Regions from separate parts of the Homo sapiens genome. Here region 1 is linked to region 2. Evidence: chromatin contacts called from ENCODE Hi-C or POLR2A ChIA-PET data. All regions are on one chromosome and are shown on one strand. Each heading gives the region's core, a stretch centred on a gene start or an enhancer-like site at or near the end of the contact. The rest is flanking DNA. Distances are from core to core; before and after follow the strand shown.

Region 1 (2,700 bases), core at 132-2,631, 350 kb before region 2:
TGGAGTCTGGGGCTGGGCCAAAGCTCCGGGTGCCCGGGACCTCCCTGCTGACCCAGGGCCAGCCTCCTCCGGGGGCAGGGACCCCCGAGGCCTCCCTGCTCCAGCCACCCTTGGCCCCAGAGCCTTCCGTCTGAGACCCAGGCTGCAGGGCGCGGGGAGCGGGCAGCGCCGGGAGTGCGGGCTCCTGGGCGAGTGGGGGTCCTGTGGGGAGGCCGCGCGCGTGGGCGTCCAGGGCGGCGGCCCCGTCCACCGCGTCCCACACGCTCCCCGCGGCGCCCAGGCGGAGCGGGTCCAGTTTCCGGGGGCGGCGGGCTCTGTCTCCCGAGCCAGCGTCCATCCGCCGCCGCCGGCCCCGGCCTCTCCCCATCGAGCCCGAGGGCCCCGCGCCCGCCTGCCAGGGGCCAGTGTCCTGTTGCCCCGCGGGGCCTGCGGCCTGGCGAGAGGACGCCCTGACACCACCTGTCTCCGCCTCCGCTTCGCTGCCAGGGCTCCGAGGAGTGAAGTGGATCAGGAGGGGGGCGGACATCCCCCCTGCTTCGCTCCTGCCCAGGAGGGCAGTGCCTGGCCTGGGAGGCTCCTTTCCTTCCGCTCGGGGGGCCGCGGGGGTGGCACTGCCCCGTTGCTGTCCTAATGCCTCTCTGCGGGCCTCCTCGACAGCCGTCTTGAGTGGAAGCCGGGCCATGGCGGCCAGGCCCCCGCCCGGCGCTGCAGCAGGGACAGGGCTCTGCTGGCCGCGTCCTGGGGGCTCTGGTTTCCCCTGCCCTGGGCTCTGCCCCTCGCTGCCATCACTGACCTTAGACTTCGGTTGCAGGGCCAGCTCAGCTCCTCCTGCCTGATGAGGTTGAGCCCCGAGGGCTGTGGACACCGGTTCTGCCGCCTCTTGATCGTGCCCGGAGCCAAACCAGTGTAAGGCCAGCGCTGTGGCAGCCACCACAGCCAGCGCCAGGAGGGCCAGCACAGCACTATCCCAGTCATTGTCACTGTCCCAGTCCCAGCCCCAGAGGGGACCATCTGGCTCCAAGGTGCCCTGGATCATGGTTCAGGGCTGCAATAGAGGCCTGATGGCAGGCTGGCAGTGCATGCAGAGCACAGAGGCCTGGGCTGAGGCACCGGCCAGCGCCTGCCCCAAGGGCTGCCCAGTTAAGGTGGACCAGTCCTCCAGGGCCTGGGAATGGTGGGGTCTCTGCTTGCACTCAGGCCTGGGGGTGTCAGTAGGGCCTGGCTGCAGATATCAGGAGACAGCGAGGCTTATGGCAGGATAGGAGCCCAGGGTCTCTGCAAGCACCCCACCAGCTCCTGCCCTCTTCTCCTCCTCGTAGGCCCCAGGGTCCTCAGGCAGCGTTCCTGAGCTCTGTGCTGTCATCACAGCCAACCTGCTTCTGCCTGGTAGACCCTCACACCCCTAAATTTATTCCACACCCCACAGTCCCTCCTCTCAGCCTGGGCCCAGCTTCAGGGGGCTTGGCAGGGAAGGGTTACCCACAGGGAGATGTTATCTCTAGCTCTAGCAATGTGATGTGGCCCTGATGAAATCACCAGAAACCGGAGAGGCTGATTCCACTGTGGGCCAGCAGGGGAGGGGTGGGGGCCGTGCACGGGAGGGTGCAGGCTGTGCCTGACGGTGGTCTCTCAGGCTGAAGAGGGAGACCCTGGACACGGGTCCTGGCAGTGAGCATTATCATTGCAGGGGTGCTGTGGAGGTTTGTACTGGGGCACAGGGAGGGGGCATAGAGAGGAGACTGAGGCTCCCATAGCTCCTCCTCCAGCAGCTTTTGGACTCCTTACTCTGGGTTTACCAGACATGGGATAGGGTTATCAAGTCAAGAGAAAAAAAAAATTAATGGGATAAATAAAATCCAAACATATTTCTCTCTTTATGGCCAGGCTTATTTCAGCCCACCTAGACCTTCTAGGATCTCCTGGACCCCCTGCGCCCATCGAGAGTGTCTTGACTGCCCAGATGAGACTCTCACTGTGCCCCTGGAGAACCCTGAGCCCAGCCTGCCCCCTACTCCAGTTACCGCATCAGCCAGCACCTGGATCCCTTAGAAACCACCCCCCTCTGGCCCCAGGTGCTCTAATAGCCAGACTCTGGGTGTCTTCATCTCAGTCCTCAGCCTTCCCTTATCTGAGCTGAGGACTCGCCCTCGAGACCACATCCTGGCTGGTACCTCCTAGCCCTGGCTCAGGCCGGCATGTAGGTACTTCTGTTGGATGTGAGCACTTGCTTCCTGAGGGAGAAGCCTGGGCTCCTCCACCTGCTCCTTGCTTAATCCCATCTCAGGAGTGTCTCGGGCCAGGTGCCAGGTGAGGCTCAGACAAGAAAAAGAGCCTGGAGTCCCTGGGACAAAGGCAGGGCTCCCTGGAAAGTACCGTGTGTATTTTTCCTTCCTCTGGGACACAGCAGGCCTGGGGATTTCTCCCTTACTCAAGCAGCAAGGAGATGGCCTAGGAGTGTCCCTGGCACCCAGCCTGAACCCTACTGAGCCTCAGGTAACTCACCTCCCAGCTCCCCCTGGGACTATTAGATGACAGGGAGAGGGTGAGGGTGGGCCCCATGCCTTAAGGTGGACCTCAAGTTGAGGGAAGGCTTTCTAGACCGTGCCCTTATTCTCTGTCCCAGTCTCAGGCTCTGCCTCTTGGTTAAGTTTGGGGTCCAGAAACCTTCAGAGGATGGAGATGACACCCATAAATATTAGA
Region 2 (2,700 bases), core at 1-2,500:
ACCCACTCCACCTCTGGAGGGGCTGGGGTCTGAGCTCAGACGTGCCTGTGACCAACCCCAGTAGAAACCTAGACACCAGGGCACAGCGAGTGTCCCCCGGGAGGGGACAGGTGAAGCGGACACCTGGTGTCTCCCAGACCCTGCCCCACGCCCCCTTCCCTCTGTGACACCGCAGCAGTGAGCAGCACGGCACTGCCGAATTCTATGCCCCTTCGAGATCACTGGGCCCCAGGCTCTGGTGGGGAGGCTGCCCAGTGCTGGGCCCTGGCTGGACCGGGGACTGCCCTTTAGAAGACGGCCCACAGAGGTCTTCTTTGGTGACTTGCCTCATCTGGAGAAATTAAAAAATGAAAGGCAGGCGCCAAACGTTTAGGGACATTTCTATAAGATCTCATTATAATTGTTTCCTTTGAACAGGGGGAAGGCAAACTGACCAGGGCTGGGGTCAGGCGTGCTGGGCCCCCTTTGAAAACACAAAGCCTGGCCGGGCGCGGTGGCTCATGCCTGTATTCCCAGCACTTTGGGAGGCTGAGGTGGGTGGATTGCCTGAGCTCAGGAGTTTGAGATGAACCTGGGCAACATGGTGAAACCCCGTCTCTACTAAAAATACAAAAAATTAGCCAGGTGTGGTGGCAGGCACCTGTAATCCCAGCTACTCAGGAGGCTGAGGCGGGAGCATCACTAGAACCCAGGAGGCGAAGGTTGCAGTGAGCCAAGATCGCACCACTGCACTCCAGCCTGGGCAACAGAGCGAGACTCTGTCTCAAAAAAAAAAAACAAAAACCGAAAACACAAAGAGCAATGAGAAAGTCCTGCCTCTCCGGTCACTGCAAGGCTGGAGAAGTGGGGACAGGAGGAGCCCTGAGCCCCACCCACTTTGGGCCTGGGTGTGGTACCGGGGGGGCCAACCTTGCACTGAGACCTGACCCATCCCCAGCAACTGCTCAGCAACCCAGTCCTCGGGTGACCAGCCCCTGCCTCAGCTTGGAGAGCCACCCATTTCCTCCTCCCTTGCCTGAAACCGGGTAATGGAGCCTCTTTCATTTCTCCTGGCCCAGGGGAGGTCCCTAACCCGGCAATCCCCAGGGCAGGCCAGGCACAGCCACACTGACTGGGGGCATGGGCTGTGAGAGGAACCTGGGCAACAGGCAAACAGGTGGCTTTGACCCCGACCCTGACCCTGACCCTTGCCCGCGGCTGCGCACCTGCCTCACGGCCTGCTGCAGCTTCTCCAGGCTGAGCTCCTGGGCCTCCCGCAGCAGCGTGCTCTCGTCCATCTTCAGCATGGACACACGATATTGGCAGAGCTCCACGACCACCACGTCAGGCTGCACCTCCCGGATGGTCTGCAACAGCCACAGGTCACACCTCGAGAACACAGCCGCTCCCTGCCCCTCAGCACAGCTGACGCCAGCACCAGGGGCCCCATCCCAGGAGCAGCCAGCCTTGGCGTCACCCCAGGGCTAGCTAACCCCGCTGCTGCAGTGACAGCTCAATTCTCTAAGCGACGAGAGAGGAAGCTGTGAGGCTTGTTCACTTGTTAAGTGGGAAAACGCACAAGGCCGTCACGGCTCCCAGGCAGGAAGCCCACCTTGCCACTCCCAGGGACCACAGTGTTGAAGCAGGAGGCCTGCGGTGCGCACACACGGGCACACGGGCCCTGCCGGGAGGTCCCTGAGTGCAGGACACAGGAGCTTACACCAACCCGTGTCCGGGATGTGGCGGGTGGCGGCGCTCACCTTCACAACGTCCCTCTTGCTGTCGTCGCTGAAGTGGGCTGTCCCCACCACGTACACCCTGCTCCCGTCCTCAGCCACCAACTGGGTCACAGTGCGCGGCAGGTTGGGCCGCTGACGCCGCCGCTTCAGCTTCATCTCCAGGAGCAGGTTGAAGGCGTCCACGTCGGCTGCAACAGCAGCACAGGCCGTTGTGGTGCCGGGCCCACCCCAAGGACGCCGCCGGGCCCGCTGGCAGCCTGGGCTCTAGAACCCTCCTGGGTTCTGAGAACTGAACAGGTGCAGAGCACAAGACTCCTGACGAGCGTCACACTCCACAGGCTTTGCCTGCCCAGTGATGGGAACACCGGCTACCACCTCTGTGAGCTGCACGGCTTCGAGAAGCCAGGGCCTCAGGAGTCCTGTGCCCCATACACCCCATGAGGGCGACCTTGGGGGTTGCTGTGGATGAGGTTCGGTGTGGGGGACAGTGGGGGCAGGTGCCGCAGGGGGCTCAGCTAGGGGAGGGGCTCTGAGGCGAAATGGGCCCCCCCACCCCACTCAGGAGGGACAGGCTGAGGCCACAGCAAGGAGGGACTCCCGTGCCGCTCACACTGCTTGTGCTCACGAGCCCCCCATGCCCAGGGGCCTGCCTGTGCTGCTTGCAGCCCCTCCAAGAGGCTCCACTGCCAGGCAGGGCCCAGGAGCAGCTGCTGTTGGGTGGCACCAGGCCTAGCAGCACCTACCTCAGGTCTCGGCCAGGGCCCCTGCTCACCACAAGCTCCAAGCCCCTGGCAGTGGTTGGCTGCCTCCCCCTCCTCCCTGACTCAACAGCCCAACACCGGGGAACGTGCCAGGACCCTGAGGGACACGTACACAGGTTCTGGGGGTCTCCAGAAAGCACCCTGGGCACCGGCTCTGAAGCCTCTGACGGCACAACAGGTTCCACGTTGGCCTGCAGGTGGAAAGGAGAGTTCAAGTCAGG

What was found. A loop is a pair of places that touch in the nucleus more often than their neighbours do. ChIA-PET counts read pairs that join two places held with the same protein, here RNA polymerase II (POLR2A). Pooled maps may share reads with other maps.
Region 1: a map with no recorded cell type shows a loop between it and region 2 (4-fold over the local background). The contact joins the promoter of KLHDC7B here to the enhancer-like site in region 2. A Hi-C loop is called at or near these places in 2 of 168 maps with a recorded cell type or tissue (B cell and CD14-positive monocyte), 28 of 37 single-sample maps with no recorded cell type and 9 of 50 pooled maps. POLR2A ChIA-PET finds 5 or more read pairs at or near these places in 10 of 52 experiments (CD4-positive, alpha-beta T cell, CD4-positive, alpha-beta memory T cell, GM12878 and 7 more).

The regions. Positions count from the first base shown.
Region 1 is chr22:50,544,580-50,547,279 of GRCh38, reverse strand. KLHDC7B (kelch domain containing 7B) reads right to left here and starts at 1,381. Exons shown (of 1, transcript NM_138433.5): 1 at 1-1,381. The coding sequence starts at 1,036. KLHDC7B-DT (KLHDC7B divergent transcript) reads left to right here. Exons shown (of 4, transcript NR_199716.1): 2 at 812-906; 3 at 1,885-2,493.
Region 2 is chr22:50,193,546-50,196,245 of GRCh38, reverse strand. It overlaps TRABD (TraB domain containing), which reads right to left. Exons shown (of 10, transcript NM_001320485.2): 3 at 2,592-2,670; 4 at 1,740-1,906; 5 at 1,206-1,346. Among named protein-coding and RNA genes, the nearest start is that of TRABD-AS1, 5.9 kb to the left of the region's middle. Within about 2 kb of position 1,250, at least 3 of the 41 ENCODE cell types and tissues checked have a DNase peak (open chromatin) inside an H3K27ac peak, as active enhancers do.